Linked DNA regions of Homo sapiens: all the other regions are linked to region 1. Evidence: chromatin loops called from intact Hi-C (ENCODE). Cell type or tissue: heart left ventricle. All regions are shown on one strand. Each heading gives the region's core, and the rest is flanking DNA. Links, peaks and the distances in the headings are about the cores only.

Evidence for each region. Peaks named below come from ENCODE experiments on the same cell type or tissue, not always from the same donor. Only the 100,000 strongest peaks of a DNase experiment are listed, where the experiment ranks them.
Region 2: a loop joins it to region 1, with 2.9 times the contacts of the local background. A loop is called at or near these places in 2 of 110 quality-filtered maps.
Region 3: it touches region 1 in a loop (3-fold over the local background); 2 of 110 quality-filtered maps call a loop at or near these places.

The regions. Positions count from the first base shown.
Region 1 is chr15:86,912,258-86,918,440 of GRCh38, forward strand. AGBL1 (AGBL carboxypeptidase 1) reads left to right here. Exons shown (of 23, transcript NM_001386094.1): 23 at 1-3,899. Among named protein-coding and RNA genes, the nearest start is that of AGBL1-AS1, 600 kb to the left of the region's middle. In heart left ventricle, for the core only: a CTCF peak has its summit at 3,740 (motif pointing right); a DNase peak (open chromatin) is centred at 4,574; H3K27ac peaks cover 1,271 bases.
Region 2 is chr15:87,668,655-87,674,837 of GRCh38, forward strand. All of the region lies in intron 1 of LOC102724465 (a long non-coding RNA gene), which reads right to left. Among named protein-coding and RNA genes, the nearest start is that of LINC00052, 95 kb to the left of the region's middle. RefSeq lists an enhancer at 49-1,248. In heart left ventricle, for the core only: CTCF peaks have their summits at 3,827 (motif pointing right) and 4,028; no DNase peak of the experiment used is centred there.
Region 3 is chr15:87,752,158-87,758,340 of GRCh38, forward strand. No RefSeq gene overlaps it. Among named protein-coding and RNA genes, the nearest start is that of LINC00052, 180 kb to the left of the region's middle. In heart left ventricle, for the core only: no CTCF peak of the experiment used is centred there; no DNase peak of the experiment used is centred there.

The DNA of each region.
Region 1 (6,183 bases), core at 693-5,692:
AACAAGGGGCAGGGTGTCCTTTTCCTTACCTGTGTTGTGCAAATGCTTAGAGTGGTGATAATGGAGGGGTGGCATCTCCAAGGGTTCCCAGGAGCTGCCACATTTACCCAGGGGCTCTGCCTCCTATGCTCCCTTTGGTGAGAACTGTCTGTGCAGCTCCATGGATATCATGCCAACTTGGCTGCCTGGGCTCTCCTTGCAATCCCATCAATAAGAATCAGCATCCAAGAATTCCATACATTGGCTTCAGTTTCCTTCCAGAAAGAGGATTCAGAGCCACCAAGAATATTTGAAATTAACCTGCTCCCTGAGTTACAAGCTCACCTTGAGGGCTGCCAACACAAGGAAGGTCATATTACACCCTTTCATTTATCAGCCTGGAAAATGGTGCCGTAGAGTCGATTTCATATGCTAAGGGCAGCCTCTGCCCTATGCCAAGAGAAGGAGCTCCCAGGAAATGCCTGACATAAGTCATCCTTGTTAGGGCCACAGAAGAATGACTCGCATGGTGGATCTCAGCATTTGGATTTGCATTAAAATGATGGATTTGTTTTGCCTTGCTGGTACAGCTCACCCCAGCTCCCCAAACTCTCTAGTCTTGGAAAGACATGCATAGTAGCCTGGTGCCCACCAGGAGGGCTTTTCTGGGCAAAAATAATTCATCAGCTCTGGAGCCTGCTGCTGTCTTCCCAACAGATGTCCTCTTTTGTTTGTGTTGCAGTTTGGTTCATGCTACCAATGCTTGATAAAAAGTGTTCTTTAGAAAAGAAAAAATAGAGTGGTAAAAGGGAATTTTGAGATAAAAATGGATTCTATTACAACCTTTCAGTGCCTAATAATAAAAAGATACAATTGCATATAACTTAAAATCATCTATTACACACACACAATTCAACATAATGGAGCTGAAGCTGAGTTTGAGTTCCCCACCACACACACACATACACACACACACACACACACACACACACGGCACAGGGCTTTAAGCATAACAATGAGTGAGGGAAGGTTGATCCTCAGACACATGACACATGTTCATACAGGTGAGGGGCAGCTGGTTGATGATTTTAGGCTCTACTGTCACACAGATGTCAAGATGAAGGCCTTTTGGGCAGAAGACGGGACTCATCTCTCATTAGCATGTGACATAAACTGTACTTGAAGTGTGTATATATTCTGGGCCAGTTCCAATGCAAAGTAAAATGGGTTCAGTATCATTGGTAGAGAACACAGTCTATGAGAGAATTACCAAATGAGCCACATTTAGTTCTTATGACAAGTAGTTAAACAGAGGAGAGCACTGACTGTTTACAAGGCTGAAGCAGGCAAGGCGTGGTGGCTCACAACTGTAATCCCAGAATTATGGGAGGCCAAGCTGGGAGGATCCCTTGAGCCCAGGAGTTTGAGACCAGCCTGGGCAACATAGTTAGACCCTGAATCTACAAAAAATAAAGAAAAAAAATAGCCAGGCGTGATGGTGCATGCCTGTAGTCCCAGCTACTAGGGAGGCTGAGGCAGGAGGATCACCTGAGCCTGGAAGTGGAAGGTTGAGGCTACGGTGAGTCGTGATCGCACAACTGCACTCCTGCCTAGGTGGCAGAGTGAGACCCTGTACTCTGTCTAAAAGTAAATAAAAAGGCTGAAGCAAAGATGATTCTACATGGGGGGATTTCAATGATCTTTTATAGTCTCTAGGCTCTTATGGGGTTAAAATGATTTCTTGGTATCAGACAAGTATTATGACCAGCTCCTGGCAAAATAAGTAACACTTAAGCATAATTATTTGGAGCTATTCAGTTAAAGTGTCTGAGTGTAGCCCTGGTCTTGAAGGGCAGGGCAAGACATGGCATTGAGTTCAATTGTCTCTACTGGCTGTGGGACGGGACAGGAAGCAGAGAAGCCGACAGGTCTGCCATCCAAACATCCAGGGTATGGGGGTTAAATGAATGAATGTCCTGGGGTAGAAGACTATCAACCAGACCCCACCCACACTTCATTCTGAAGAGGAAGTTATTTTGGGAGGTATTAGAGGAGGAAAAATCTGCCTGTGTTTCTGCTCTGCTCAGACAATCACATAAGTGACTCATTTCACTCTCAGTACCAGCTCTGTGGGATAAATGGACATTATGATTGCCATTTTAAAAATGAAGTGCACCCATACTTAAAGAGACACGTTTAGTAAATGATAGAGCTGGAATCTGTTCCCGGGGAAATCTGACTTCCTAACTCATGCTCCCTCCACTTCCCCAGAGGAGGTGAATATGAACCATAACACAGTTACAGCTAACGTGGTAATTAGCAACACTTAGTATCTATAATAGTCTAAGACCATCGCAGGTGTCATCATGTTTAAGCCTAAAACTTCAGCCCAACGAGCTAAACTCTGTTGTTATGCTCACTTTATAAATGAGGGCATTAAGAATTTAAGGGCTAGCCTAAGATGATACAGGTAGTAAGTAGCAGATCACAACCTTAACTCAGGCAATCGGACTCTTAAACTTGCTCTCCAAGGAAAAACATCTTTCTTCAAAGACCCCTAAGGGCCCTCTGAGAGGTTATGGAGCAAGTCTCCATTTCTAGGAAAGTGTGTTGTTCTTGTAGATCCTTGACTCAAATACAAGTAACTCCTACTGGCCATTTCTGCATAACTTCCTGCTCCTTTTCAAACTCAACAGGTTCAAAGTCAAAATCTCCTCCCAACAAAATCTCTACCTCCAAATTCCTAAACTTGATTATGCCGATAGTAAACCGGCGTTGTTTGATTTATTTGTGTGCCAGATGCAGAGCTCACTGTCTGGCCGAGGCAGGTACTCAGATCTTCACTAAATAGATGAATCTGCAATGTTGTTGAGTGTGAATCTTAGCTTTGGTTGGAGTCCAAAGCTAAGAATCAGACTCGGTAACACTGTTCTCACCTGGACTTCAAGTTTTCTTACCACTCTTCTCACCTTTGGTTGTGCTTCCTTTCCAACCCTTTCATCCCTGTGCAGCCTGATAGTATTAGGAAGGAAAACCGGCTTCTACTTTCGCAGTTTATAATTTGTCAGTGACCTCCCATGGTCTTAAGGATAAAATGCAGACAGGACCTAGTGCTTGAGCCTTTTCAGATCCAGCCACTACGTAATTTTCTGGTCTCTTCTCTTGACATCAGCCCCTGTTAAAGTCATAAAAACTTACTTTCAATTCTCAGAAAGCACCTTACTCTTCTGTTCCCTCTTCTTCCATCCATGTGCCTAGATCTATCCATTATGTGCTTAAATGTAGGCTCCTCCAAGAAGTCTCCCATGATCTGATTCTGAGTTCCTACTGTCATCTTGGAGAAACCCAGTCACAGCTTTTGTTGTATGGCATTGCCTGTGGACTTTGCTGTCCCCTCTTCACCTCCCCCCCACCGCCCCACTGCACCAAGACTGTAATATCTTGGAGAACAAAGACAATTTTGTTCACTGCTACATCCTGAGAGCCTAGCATCGTGCCCAAGATGTGGTGGGACTTCCATAAATATGTGTTGAATGGTTGAGATCTTAATTTCTGTTAGAACGGTCTCCTGAGAATGACCTCCTACCCGTTGCCTCAGTAACCTCTTACGCATGGAGAGCAGAGCTGCAGGAAAGCAGGACACACGTGAGTCCAGCCAACTCAGAGCTTCAAGGAGGCGTCCAGGAGAAACCTCCCTCAGCCCCGTTTGCGGTGCCTCCTGGTCGGTAATTTTCCAGAAGCAATTTCTTGTTTCCTCCAAATGGCCTGTAGAGGTCAGAAAAGGGCCTTGTTTTCCAATCACCGACTGTCCTGTCTACATTAGCATTCACCCCGGGTGTCTATAATTAAGCAAGCCTAAGCTGGGCACATAGGAACGGAAATGCATTGACTTTAATAAAACAGAGTGTAAAACAACTTTAGATTGACTCCAGCCTTGTTTATTCTTGCACACTTGTAATTCTGGTTTGGTATATTCCCAGTCAAAGAGACCATTGTCCTGGGAACTGAAGCGTGTCCCTTGCTTCATTGCTGCTGCAGCCTGTCCAAGGAGGCAAGCCGCACCAGGTTGCTGCTACCAGCTCACAGCAATTTTTTTTTAAATTTTTTAAAGAAGAAAAAATAACAGAGAATAACCTGTGAGAACGATGAAAGGAGTTCCTATTGATGTCCTGGACTTTGTGTGTGTGTGTTTGTGTGTGTGTGTGTGAATGTAAGTACATCCAGAGTCCAGAAAAAATATGTAAATAATAAAAATGGATCAGGCACTCTGGTCTTCACCTATTGTGTAATTTAGGAAATGATGGTTTTGTTCTTTAAGTGATTCCGTAGCATATGGAATAGAACATTATAACAGAAGTTGAGAGTCCAAGGTTTAGGCTCTGGCTCGGTTACTTCAATATATGGCTTTGGGCTGACCCTTTCCTCTGGGTCTCAGTTTCTCCATTGGAGGGTGAAGGGCTGGACCACACGAAATCTAACCTCACTTCTATTTCTAATATTCATGAACATGAATGCTGTGCTGGCGGGGCCTGCAGAGAACACCAGCAGGCCCGGGGCTGGCCAGGCCGGTGAAGAGGCAGCGTGAGGTGGCTCACACTAGCGTTCTGTCTCTGCAGGGACCGAGGCCAGGCCTGCACAATGATCTATTCAGAGCACAGAGCAGAGCAGTGCCGTTGATATCCTGCCAATGCCCAGCAGAATAAAAGCTTCCGAAATCAGGGCTAAAAATAAATAATAAAACAAAATGACAACATAAACAGGAAGACCTAAAGGAGGGGGAATGAATTGAGTCAGCAAACTTCAGCTGGGGTGGGGCAGGGAAGAATCTAATTTGTTTTCATCCACATGGTTTGGCCTGCTAGGTGCTGCACTGGTGTTTAAAGTGCTGTTGGAAGGGGGAGTTTGATGCCACCCTGGGAGAAGATAGAGAAGATGGGGGAGAGGCGTGGCTGCTCTCTCAGGCTCGTTTCCTCCCCACTGTGCAGTTGGTCCACCCACTCCTCACTGACTCTTTGTTGGTTGTTCAGAGAGAGTTCTTTCACAGTCCCTCTCCTGTCCCTGGCCTCTGCCTGGGCCTGGGCCAACTGCCCTCATCGACCTTGTCTCTCAGCATTTGGGGCCCAGCTTCCTCCTAGGCTCTTTGCACACACTCAGGATTTCAATCAAAATGACTTTCAAATCTGGTCATTTAGGGGAGGATGTGTGCAAGAGGGTTAGGGAAAGGGAGCTCATTATTACTGAGCACACTGAATGTTCCGGCCACTGTACAGTTACATGCAACATGCAAGGAGACAGACAGCAGTGACCTAGCAGCAGCCACAGGGCAAGTAAACATATGCGGATCACCTCTACAACCTTGTTCCAGGCCTTGTCATTGCGAAGCGTAGAGATTCAAAGCAGTTGGAGACTTCCTTTAGTGAGGCGGTTTCTTGAATTTGGGGATATGCAAATGTCGGGGTGAGGGATGAAAAGCTGCTCTGCTGTGCATTAGATGGTACCAAAGATTCGGGGAGTGGGGCCAGGGGTGTGCACTGGGAGAGAAGGAGAGAGAGAGAAGAGAGAGGATGAGGACTTCCCAGCATGGCTCAAGGCAGGGGAGCAAAGAGGGCCTCAGAGAAGTCCTGACTCATAAAAAAGTGATGTCCAGGATTGAATTTTAAGTTGTTCTCTGTTCTGTGGGATCTCATTTCACTCCATCCCTAGTCCCTCAAATCTCTAGTAAAAGTCCATTACTCCCAAGCAGCTGGGTTCTCATTATATTTTGCATAGATGAAAGGTTCAGTTGTTCATTTTGGATGAAAACATGGGGGAAGCCACCAAAGAGAATTCAGCAGAAGCAAGAAATTTGCAAAGTTCATTTCTAGGAAATTACAGATTCCATTTATTTGGGCAGTTCATGAATATGATGGTAATGATAATAATCAACTTACCATAAACATGAACCAGACCTTGGGCTGAATGTTTACTATTCACAAAACCCCTTTGAGGTAAATAACTATTATGATACCCATTTTACAGACAAAGAAACAAAGTCTGGGAGATAGTTAGCAGCTTGGGCAAAGTGAGTGGTTAGTGGAGAGGCTGCATTTGGGTTTGAACTGAGCTTGCATCCTCTTCCCATTCTCCCCATGGTGTAACACCTCGGAAAAGGAAATGTTCCTAGTGGCAGTGGACATCTCCTCCCTTCATTTTTCCCTTGAGGCA
Region 2 (6,183 bases), core at 824-5,823, 760 kb after region 1:
AAAACTATAGCTGAAAGTACTAACGTGTTTACCACGCAAGCCTTGAAAGCCAAGCCATGTTGGCGTGAGCACACTCAGACAGTTGCAAAGCGGTCCCATTCTTCTCACCTTGGGGTTCACTCCCATTCCCACTATGTCCCGTCAGCAGAAGAAGCCAGAGTAATCAACGGCCTTTTCCCATCTTCATAGCCTACACCTTAAGATTAAGGTGTTATAAAACTCAAAGGGAAGAATTGAAACTTTCTTCACTAAATTATGACTGAGACAGTGAAAAAGATCTAACTTAACTGACTCCATCTTGCTTTTAACCTCCAAGCTGTCCTTGTTCATTCCTGAGCATGGGGTGAACCAACTTTTCAGAGAAACTTAGTTTATAGTTTAAACAAAGACTGTAACAGCCCTTTCCCAAAGCAGACGCCCTTCTTGCCTGGGGACTAGATTGCCTTTGTAGGACTAACATTAGCCACAAGATTAGAAATTATGGTTTAGGAGTCATGCAGCTGGAGGCTACAAGATTTTGACCCTCCCTAAACTGCTCCTAAGATCAATGCTTGAGATATTTTGCAGGCCCTGCACTTGATGGATCAGCTGGCACCACCCAGATGGGTAAACTGACTCACCTGATCTTGTGGCCCCCACACAGGAACTGACTCAGCATAAGACAGCTGCAACTCCCTATGATTTCATCTCTGACCAATCAGCACTCCTGGCTCACTGCTGTCCCCCCACCCACCAAGTTATCCATAAAAACTCTGTTCCCCGAATGCTCGGGGAGACTGATTTGAATGATAACAAAACTCCAGTCTCCTGCACAGCCGGCTCTGCGTGAATTACTCTTTCTGTACTGCAATTCCCCTGTCTTGATGAATCGCCTCTGTCTAGGCATTGGGCAAGATAAACCCCTTGGGCAGTTATTATAACTACCAATTATTGAGAATTTTCTATGTAAATTTCACTCTATGAGAAAGGTCCTACTATTATCTTCAAGTTATGAATGAAGAAACCGAAGCTCTGGGAAATTAAGCTACTTTCCCAGTCCACAGAGCTAGTAAATGGTGGAACCAGGCTGTATTTGAACTCATTTCTCCCAGACTCCAAAGCAAAGCTACTACACGCTGCTGCTTCACATTCACTGTATTGTTTGAAGCAAGTCGCTGAAAATGTCTACTTTTTCATAAAATGAGGCTGATCCACATTGACTTTGTCTACTTTCACAAAGTGGCTGGGATTCTCAAAGTAGATAATATGAGTGAAAATGTTTTGAAAACTCTTCAGGCTCTCTCACTTTATACGGTATTATTTCCACTTCTGCTTCTAGCAGGCGCTGTCTGGTTCCTAAGTCTCTCCATGTGGAGCTGAGCTACTATTTTTGGCCTTCCAAGCTGTTTTCGTTTTTCACCAGAATGCATGCTCCATTTGGGTAATGGTAACAGATGTGACAATGGGAACAAAACTCCTACCAGCCACATTCTAACCCAAACATCCCAGGAGCCACTTCCAGCACTCATCTCTTCACTTCCGCTCCGAGACAGGGAAATGTGAGAATACAGGGCTCTGCTTCACCGTCTTTTACTAGCCTTGATCATTTCTGATAAGTGTTCCTGGTCATCACTTTTCCTTTCTACATCTTTGAGTTCTGGTGTGTTGTCCATATTATATTACTAAAGGTCCACAGGGGAAGAGTGATTTGACGAAGGTTAAGAAATAATTATAAGAAAATGTTTTGACATTACGTTAATGCCTGTCAGGGTATTATCCCCAATTTAAAGTTAATCACCAAAATTACATTGCAATTCCAAAAATGTAATGAAACAAGATTTGCTGAGGTGTGAATAATAAAGAATCAGAGCCGAGAGCTAAAAGAGAAATAAACTTGTTTAACCCTTTTCTAGTCTCCTGCCAAAGAGCAAAGAAATAGATGGCGATTTGGGCCATGTGGATCTTGGCAAAATTAATGGGTTCATAATCTGGAAGAAAACAAGAGGTCTTTGTCAGCACTAAAACACAACCAAGTATTGAGATAAAAAGTTGACATTTAAATCCAGGTCAAAAGCATTCCAAAAATCTGGATATTTGTCATTGTGTGGGCAAGATATTTAGACACTTGATAAATTGCTCAATTTTCCTCTAGAATTTTGGTGTCTTGCAGAGGTCTGGCTTTATGCTTCCAATGGGCTGTCAAGCTTTTCTGCTTGAATACCCAGCCATCACCTCAAAATCAAACCAAGTCTATCATATTTCCTTCAAAACCAATTTCCCTCTTTCTGTCACTGGAAACAGCATTTTCTCAGGCTCTGACACTTGGAATTCTACAGCCATCTTTGACCCTTTAAGTTTCATGCCACCCACACACATCCAGGCCAAAAATTCTTTCAAGCAGTCTTTTAGAAGTAAAGATGCCGACAGGAGTGTCCATTTTGCACGTGCTTTCTCCAAGACAAGCTCTCGCTATTAGGTGTTTTTCACACATTATCTTTTACCCTCAAAACAACTTTGCAGGATAGATCATATTACCCCATTTAAAAGAGGACAAAACTGACATTTGGGGTGCCAACTGGCCCAGTCACTCCTGCAGGAAGTCCTTGTAATTGAAGCAGGGATGCAATTCCAGGTCTGTCTGCTCCAAAGCCACACACAGCATCAGCATGCCCACCTCACAGGTGGTAGTGCAAATCCACTGAGTGACTGGAAGAGGGCCTGGCACACAACAAGTACTTGGTAATTGCTGCCACCTGATCTCTCTTCTAGGCCACACTCCCCCGTGCCTGCCTTGATTCCCCCTGTCACTACCCTTATCCTGCCACACAAATTTATGGCCCAGACGGCGGCCACGCCCAGCTATCTGACAGTTCCAGATTCTCTTTTCTCTATCCTGAACACAGCTGCTGCATTTATCTTCTCAAACATATCTTGGTCGTGTTGAGAAGATTGTGCTGCACTCTAGTTTACAACCCTTTGATGGCTCCTCACTTTCCTTAGGAGACATTTCAAACTGAGCCTGCCTTTCAGAGCCCTTTGGAATTACCATCTTCCATCCTCATCACCATCACCTTATGAGAACTCTTGACTTCCATAAGGTAGGTGTGTTTCCTGGACTCAAGTTGGCCTCTCTGAATGGCATGAAGAGATTCTTCTGCTGTGAATGCCCCTTAACCTCCACTTTAGTCTTCCATTTCACTAAGTCCCTATTCAAATGACCCCTTCTCCAGGAAGTTCTCAAGGACCACCCCAGCCCACTCTATGAGCATTTCCCCTCCCTGACCTCTCATGGTGCTTATCTGCCTTACACATATGGCATTAATCAAACCCTGCCTTAGACTCCAAGCAGCTTTTTCCCTCAACTAAAAGCAATGTAATTCAGTAGGGAAAACACATCCTTCACATGATGATGGGCATGCATTTGAATCTTGAATCTGCCACAAATTACTAGTTTGATTTGTCAAATCACTTACGGGTTTATGCCAACTTTTTAATAGATTCAATGATAGATTTCATTTACTAAACATTGCTTGTGTGACTAAGTGCCTTCAATGCATAATCTATGAAGGAGGTAATCATATCACCCCCTCTTCAATGAGAAAGAAACTGAGGTTCAAGGAAGATAAGAAATTTGGTAATTTTCTTAAGTCAAAGAAACTGGAAAGTGTGAGCTGGGATTACTCTGGGACTTAAAAAGATGCTTTCGTTTATCTAAGAGAGCCTTTCATTTACATCTTGAAACAGTCCTTTTCATCAACATCCCAGGCTTCTGCAACCCAGTGCTATGAAAGCCCAGGAAACCACTGTGCTTCTGCTATCCCATTTCCCAGCCTGCCTTCCTTTACTTTCCCAGCAGGGGGAGCAGAGGATGGAAGGAAGCGATTCCAGGGAAAAGAATCAGAAATCTTCAGAGTTGGAAGGACCTGAAAAAATGGGGCCCCACCCCTCCATGTCATAGACGCACCAGAGGCTTGGACAGGAGAAGCAAGCAGGCCAAACACACCCACCTCACCAGAAACAGTGCTTCCTCCCTCCCAGCCTCAACTCCCTAGCATGCTCAATAGGCCAGGCAGCCTCACAGACATGCAATTGAAAACCAGGCACCTTATGCATTAAGAGAGACGTCCTTTCATCCATTTCCAATCTGTTGCCATTTAATTTCATGAGGCAGGATAAATAGGAACACCCACTTGGCCTTTGGGGAGCCCTTTATTACTTCATTTACCTCCACCTGGTCTCTCACCACTCCACATGACTCTGTAATATACAGCTCTAATCATTGGTGTTTTCTCTGCCAGCAAAATCCACCCTGTCACCTCCTGCCCCACCTCACCTCCAATGTCTCTAATCAACTCCACTGCCCTTCACTGGCCTTTCACCCTTTCATTTATATCCTCGTTGAGATAAGACAGCTGGCCCTGACTGCTGTATTCAAAGTGAGGATGTACCACTGATTTATAGGATGGCATGATAATATTTCCGCATCTCATTCTCCATCCCCTTCACACAGTCATGGGTCTTATCTGAACGCCACTAGGCATGCAGCAGATGTCTTCATTGAGCTGCCCATAATGACACTAGCTGTAGATCTCTTTTTGCCTCTTTCTCTCTTTTTAACACAGACATTGCAGTTAATTCGGAGACCACTCATGTGTGCATAGAGTTTAAATCGCTGCCTTCCAATGAGCATTGCCTAGCCCTGGTGTGCAGTGTAGATAACTGCCTATTGGAGAAATTCCTTAAAGAAGCTCTGGTCCCCACAGCACTTGAACTTCAGTTTAAGGGTAAATGTTTAATATGAGAGGCCACAGTGCCACCTAAGATGATCCTGGGTGTTTAGGGCAGTAAGTCAGCTTTCCAAGATGAGCATGCATTGATTTGCTGAGCAATCGAGATTAGGGCATGGGAAAACTCACTTTTCTCTTTCAAGGGTATAACTGATGCCACCAAGACAGGTCAAGTTGGTGGTGGCATTTGGTCTTCTCTGAATATTTGTAACAGTCCTAATGCTATTGCTAAAACACCAGAGAATACAGCCAAAGCACTCAAGTGCATCACTGGAATGGTAATTTGCCTGTGCTCCCTGTGTCCCTCAGAGTCTGTACCAGTCAGGGCTCCCCAGCGAATCAGAGGCCAGTAAAAGGTCGACGGATGGAGAGATAATTTCAAGGAATTGACTTACATAATTGTGGGGACTAGTAAGCCCCAAATCTGTATGACAGGCTGGCAGGCTAGAAAATTTCAGGCAGCATCTGACGCAGCGTCATGAGGCAAAATTTCTCATTCATTCATCAGGGAAAACTATTTTGCTCCTAAGGCCTTTCAACTGATTGGATGAGGGTGTGCACATTATTGAGGATAATCTTCTTTACATAAAGTCAACTGAGTGTAGATGTTTACCACATCAACAAAATATCTTCACAGCAACACCTAGATTAGGTGAAGATGAAATAACTGTTACTATAGCCTAGCCAAGTTGACACATAAAACTAATCATCACAGAGTCAAAGGCAATAAGCTATAGCATGAGATCTCCTTTTAAATCTCCACCAGCCCAAGAAAAATCCCTTGCAGCACAGCAAATGCCAGTCCCAGCCCTGAGATTTCAAATACATATGGGCCAGCCCTGAGTCCTACTTCAGCCTGCCTATAACAGCCAGTCACAGTGCTGTTAGATCTTGGAGATCACTCCAAGACCACCCCAGATGTGCTCCTTACTCTCTGCAGTTGGAGACTCAGATTCACTAAATGTGGTCACAACTTTAGATTTTTATATTCTGGTGACATATTCAGGCTCTTCTCCCTAGATCTGGGGACTTGTTTTCCCACATGACTCTCAGTTTCACATGTGCCCCTATTGGAGGGTTCTCCACTTTATTTCACAGTCTCCTTCTATTAGCCCCAACCATGTAGACTAGCCCTACTGATTTGTCATAGCTGCTCTAGCAGAATAGGCAAATACAGAAAAAGAAAAGCAATTTATGAATGTACAAGGAAGGCTAGGAATTGGGGCAGGGCTCTAGCCACTCAGATGGATGAAGTCTACAGGGAAGGATATGGAAGAAACCATTCAGGTTTATTTCCTTTTTAATTTTTTACTTTTTATTTTTTGAAGATATACTCTCACTCTATCCCCTAGGATGGGGTGCAATGGCGTGATGATGGCTCACTGCAGCCTCGGTCTCCCAGGCTCAAGAGATCCTC
Region 3 (6,183 bases), core at 824-5,823, 840 kb after region 1:
ATAAAATATTTTATGAAAGGACTACTTGAAAAAATATACAAATGTAAACAAAACCAAACAGAAAAAAACAATCCAAATCTAACTGTGCAATTATTTTAAGAACAAGATGCATTCAGCCAAATGCAAGCACAGCTAACCCTTTATTTAGCTGGATTCTACCTCTCTCTTTTTCCAGACCTGTTGGTATTCGACTTTAGAAATTGAGACTGTTATAGCTGGACAAGTTGCACTGTTGACATGTTCATTGGGTCCTGATTCCCAGCCTGTGTTTCAGGCATGCAAGTCTGCTTTTATGTCAACAGGGTTTTGTCAATTTGCTACAATGCAATTTGTTAAGTTCAGAGCACACTTAACATCAGACACAGCAGATGTCCTAAATACTCACACAATACAGAAGACAGACATTGTTAGGGCAGAAAGCAGTCACTTTAGCCAGGGGTAGGTAGACAAAATGAAACATCTCTTTCCATATAGCACAAGGCCCCCAGTCAGAAGGAAACGCATAGCATTATCCATGCAAAGTGCAGGGGTAGGGTAAATTTCATGAGGTCAGAATATAATTATGTGGTCAGGAATTTCCCTTCTCCAAGCCCTGGGGGAATAAAACACCCCACTCATATTATGTCATAACCACATATTTGAAATATCTTGGACACGATCCAGGAGCCAGTTTGGGATTTTCTTTATTCTTTCTTTCTGAGCTGGGAAGGCAATTACATGAGATGAACTTAATGTGTGTAGAATTCTAGAGCACGGTATCTGCAGTGTTTGCACATCGAACTGGAGTTACTTTTTGCTACCTATGCAGAGTTTGCAGATGAGAGAAAAGTCATGGCTTCCTTTTTTTTAATAAAATGTTCATCCATTTTTGTAAGTTGCCCCCAAAACATCACAAGAGGAAAAAAATAACTACCTCCTCATTTGTATTGTCCTTGGCAACAAGTTCAACTGCTCAAAATTAATTTTGCCAATCATTGCACCTTGTAAAGGGCTTCTCTGTAAGTCAAGAGATATAACTTCCAGCATACAGCAAAGAAAACTCCTAAGTGAGCAATAAAGATAACTCTTGGGTACCTTCCTGATAATAACAGAGCCCAGCTTCACTGCTGGTTCTGTTCATTCTATGAGAGTTTCTTACACCCTTGTTTTTGATCCTGTCAATTAAAATAAAAAGACTTTTTTTTCTTTTTATTCCCATAACTCCATTAAAAAATCTACAGAACATGAGAGCAGGAAGTAACGTTCATGCAACATTTTTTAATGTGTGTTTGTGTTTTATCTAATTTAATCATTACAGCAAATGCTGTGACATAATTTGTGGCAGAAAGGGAAACTAAGTCTCAGGATCAGACATCTGCAAAAGGCAGAAACCAGATACAAAACCCGGATCTTGGGGACCCAGTTGGAATCCCATTTACCAGGGTCGGGTCTCCAACGCCCTAGTCGTTTCAAGCTAGTGAGAGTGCCCGTCAGGTGTGAATCCAGGATAGCAGGGACAGGGAGGAGCTGCCACCGATATGAGAGGCAGAGATCCCGGAAATGGTGCTTCCCTTCTTCCAGCAGCCCAGGAAGATGACAAGCTGAAAGTCCTCAGTAGAGATGCACTTTGCCTGCCCCCTGGTTGTGACACCTATACTTCCCACTTCCAGCAATTTTTTTTTAAATGGAGTCTGGCTCTGTCACCCAGGCTGGAGTGCAGTGACGGGATCTCGGCTCACCACAACCTCCGCCTCCCGGGTTCCAGTGATTCTCCTGCCTCAGCCTCTTGAGTAGCTGGGATTACAGGTGTGCACCACTGCACCAAGCTTTTTTTTTTTTTTTTTTTAAATAGAGACAGGGTTCCACTTGAACTCCTGACCTCAGGTGATTCTCCCGCCTCAGCCTCCCAAAGTGCTGGGATTATACCCACTTCCAGCAATTCTTTATAACAACAAGCCCAGTACTTCTCACTCAACTTTCAAAGCTAGTTCAAAGCCAGTTTCAAAGATATCCATCCAGTTTTTTCTCATCCCACTAGTTGGGATTCAGCTCTTTCTGAACTCTCTCATTACTCTTTGTCTATGTCACTATTGTGTCACCCGACCACCGAGGATCATAGTTAGCTGTGACTGTATCTATATCTCTCCCCCTTGCCAACAAATGTTAAGCATCTTACAGGGAGGACCTGGTTTTTCTCAACAAGTATGTTTCACTTAAGTAAACACAATGATCTGCTCGTGTAGTGCCCTTAATAAACGTTGATGCTTCCTACATAAAACTGCATTCTGCAAACTTTCTATTTGAGAAAGGAACTGGAGTCCAAGGGGCACCTCCCACCAAAACAACAGGTGCATTGGTAGCACCTGCCACTGCTGCTGCTGCTGGTGCCTTAGTGGAAGGAAACTTAAATAATGGCAATTTTATATGTTTATAATATTTATAAAATATATAGTAAGCTACGTATGTAGTCCGAGAAAAATGTCGCATATCATATATCATTTAATCCTCACAACTCCCTTATAACATAGGTGTGAATGCTGTATCATGTTGCTGTGTAGATGGAAAAACCAGGACTCAAAGAATTTTAGCTCTGGACTAAGTGCTCAGTGAGTTAGTGATAGAGGCCAGATTCAATCCCAGGTCTGCTAACTCATAATCCAAGGCTGGCTCTTTTTAGCTGCACTTCAGTGTTTTCAAAGAAACAGACAATTGGCTTTCAGCATTCTCTCCACCCTGTCCCCTTCCACCTTCCCTCTGTGCATGGCCTCTCGTGGGCACATCCAGAGCTAGCATGCTGGGGTCTCTCATTCCGCTCCCACCTCCCTGTGCTTCCCTGTATATTTTCCTGGAAATGCCACGAGCCAGATCAACCACTCATTCAGGACCTAGTTCATCTTGTTCATCTTGCCGCTGTTGTTTACTCATTCGGGGGGGCGGGGGGGGGAAATGATAATATATATAAATATAAAATATGTCAGGAATAATATCTTCTTCTCTCCTTCATATCACAGTCTCAATATCTAAATACTGTCTTGTCCTGAGAGTTTCTGGGCTTTCTCATCTTGCCAGTTCCTCTGGAACATGTATGTTACCCCTTCCTCAAACTTTCCTGCCTTTCTCTGTCTCTATTTTTGTCTCTCTCTCCTTCCAGTCAGGCAGGAAAGTGACAATTCTGGAAAATGACTAAAGAAAGCCTGACTCATCACCTAAGTCCCAGGGCCTGCAGGGTGGAGACCTCCTTGCCCATTCTGTCCAGCTGAGGTCCAGCAAAGCCAGCCTGTGCCAAGACGCCAGGCACCTGCAGCAGCAGCAGTGACAGGTGCCGCCAATGCACCTGTTGTTTCGGTGGGAGGTGCCTCTTGTACGCCAGCTCCTTTTTCAAATAGAAAACTTGTTCTTGATATAATTACAGTGATAAGGCTGTGTAGCATGACAGATAACCCAAACCTGCTGCTGTTGCTGCTGCTGAATCCACTACCATTTGTTGCTTCAGTGATCACTCATGGCCAGAGAGCATGTATTGTAACTTTTCCCTTTCTTTCTTTCTTTTTTCTTTTATTTATTTATTTATTTATTTTTGAGATGGAGTCTCCATGTGTCGCCCAGGCTGGAGTGCAGTGGCATGATCTCGGTTCACTGCAACCTCCGCTTCCTGGGTTCAAGTGATTCTCCTGCCTCAGCCTCCCAAGTAGCTAAGACTACAAAGTGCCTACCACCACGCCCGGCTAATTTTTGTATCTTTAGTAGAGACAGAGTTTCACCATATTGGTCAGGCTGGTCTCAAACTCCTGACCTCAAGTGATCTGCATGCCTCGGCCTCCCAAAATGCTGGGATTACAAGCTACAATATGGCCACTGCGTCCAGCCATATTGTAGTTTTCTATCCCTTTGCAGGGTGAAGAAAAGCAGAGCAGATGGTTAGCTGGTCATCTGTATCTTCTTCTCTACCAGACCTCAAATTCTGCTGGGCTCCAGAAATTTTCCATTTACTTGAAACACTTTTCCCGAAGGTTCAGAATGGGACAACAGGTCAGAAAAGAAGGTCCACAGTCTCTCTGATCTGACTGTCTCAATGAGAGCATATCAGCCCCTTCTTCCAACTCCTTAATAACGAACTGGGAGATATCATGTGACACAGGACCAAAGAATGATTCAGCACTGACCCTGCCACCACTCATAATGTGAATTGAGGCAAATCGTTCTGTTTTCCTGGGTCTCAGTGTTCCCATCTATACAATGAGAGGTTTGTAATAACTGAGATCTTCAGATCCTAGCCAGCCCCACTCTGCAAGTTGTAGTAAGTGACCATTTTCTGACTCCTGATTATCCCACTTGCAAAATTGGAATCTATCATGGGACCTCTTCTTAGGCCCCATGTTCCAATGCTGTGGCATTGGGGATTAAGTTTCCAACACATAAACTTTGAGGGACACATTCAAACCATAGCACTAAGTGCTGAATCCTGTTCAAATTCCTGCATGCTTCCTCAGTACCCATGAGTATTCCTTTATTCTCCAGGATATTTGACAGGATGACCTGTGATAAAAGTCATCTGTTGCGGGGAAGTGTTGTCTCGCAGAGCTGGAGAAGCTACCAGCATTTCTCCCAGCAGCCAGGGATGCCGCCATCGTTAGCTTTGCCCCTTGTGAAAGCTCTTAGAGAGAGAATTGGTCCCTCTTTGGGATCCCTGTGCCTTCCTTGCCTGGATCATTTCTTACCATGAAGGTGTATCCTTACTGAGAAGTGAGTCACATTTGAGTAGAGCTAAAAAAATAAATTTGCAGTAAATTTGGCCTACGAGAGGTCTCCCAGACCATCTAGTACAACCCAGTAGTATAAAGTATCTCTTCCAAAATATTCAGCCTCAGTTTGAACACCTCTGATGGCAGAGAACTCACTATTTCACAAAGTAGCCCATCTAATGTTTGGCTAACTGAAATTATTAATAAGTCTTCCTTTCATGCTGAAACATGCCTGAAATATGCCTTTCTGAAATATCTAAACATTGATCCTAATTTTGCCCTGTGTAGCTTCACAGACGAATTAATCCCACCAATCTCTCCACCCTGACCTACATCTACCACACGAGGCCCTTCATGCCCGTGGTCCCTTTGCCCGCAGTTGCTGCTAGTCCTTATACTGCACCGGGGACCGCCCTCCACACATCCTCTCACTTGACCATATCTCTTGTGAAAGAGGTGAAAGCAACAGTTTCAAAGCTGTTGCTTCCGGGAATCAAAACACCATTCTTTATAGAATAGTGAGCTCTGCCTGACTTGGCCTTGCCTCTGTTTGAGAAAGAGCTTGAAAGTCAGAACTCCCTAAGTTCTATCCATTCTGACCAGCATGGGACAGTATGTCACCACCTCCCACACTGAATACCATTAAGAGAAGCAATTTTAGGGCATGGGGTAGACATACCAGAAATAATCTTTGCACGGTTTTTACCAATCAGTAAAGCACTATCATATCAGTTAGCTCACTTAAACTTCACCTCTGCCATATGCTATAAGAAAATATTATTAACATCTTTAATCAATTAAAACAAGAATCTGAGGCTCAGGAAGATGGGTCACCTGTTTATGGGGATCCTACTTGTCTTCATTCATTTTGTGTTGCTATATGAGAATACTACAGACAGAGTAATTTATACAGAAAATAAATTGGCTGGGTATGGTGGTTCATATTTGTAATCCCAGCACGTTGGGATGCCAAGGTAGGTGGATCACTTGAGCTCAGAAGTTCAAGACTAGCCTGGGCAACATTGCAAAACCTCATTTCTATTAAAAGAAATACAAAATAGCCAGATGTGGTGATGTTCACCTGCAATCCCAGTTACCTGGAATGCTGAGGCAGGAGGATGACAACAGCCTAGGAGGTCGAGGCTGCAGTGAGCTGTGATCATGCCGTTGTACTCCAGCCTGGGCAACAGAGTGAGACCCTGTCTTAAAAGATGAAGGAAGGGAGGGAGGAAGGAAGGAAGGAAGGAAGAAAGGAAGAAAGGAGGAAAGGAGGAAAGGAGGACAGGAGGGGAGAAGGAAAGGAGGGAAGGAGGGAAGGAGGGAGGGAGGGAGAGAAAGAGACAGACAGAAAGAAAGAAAGAAAGAGAAAGAAAGAAAGAAAGAAAGAAAGAAAGAAAGAAAGAAAGAAAGAAAGAAAGAGAAAGAGAGAGGAAGGAAGGAAGGAAGGAAGGAAGGAAGGAAG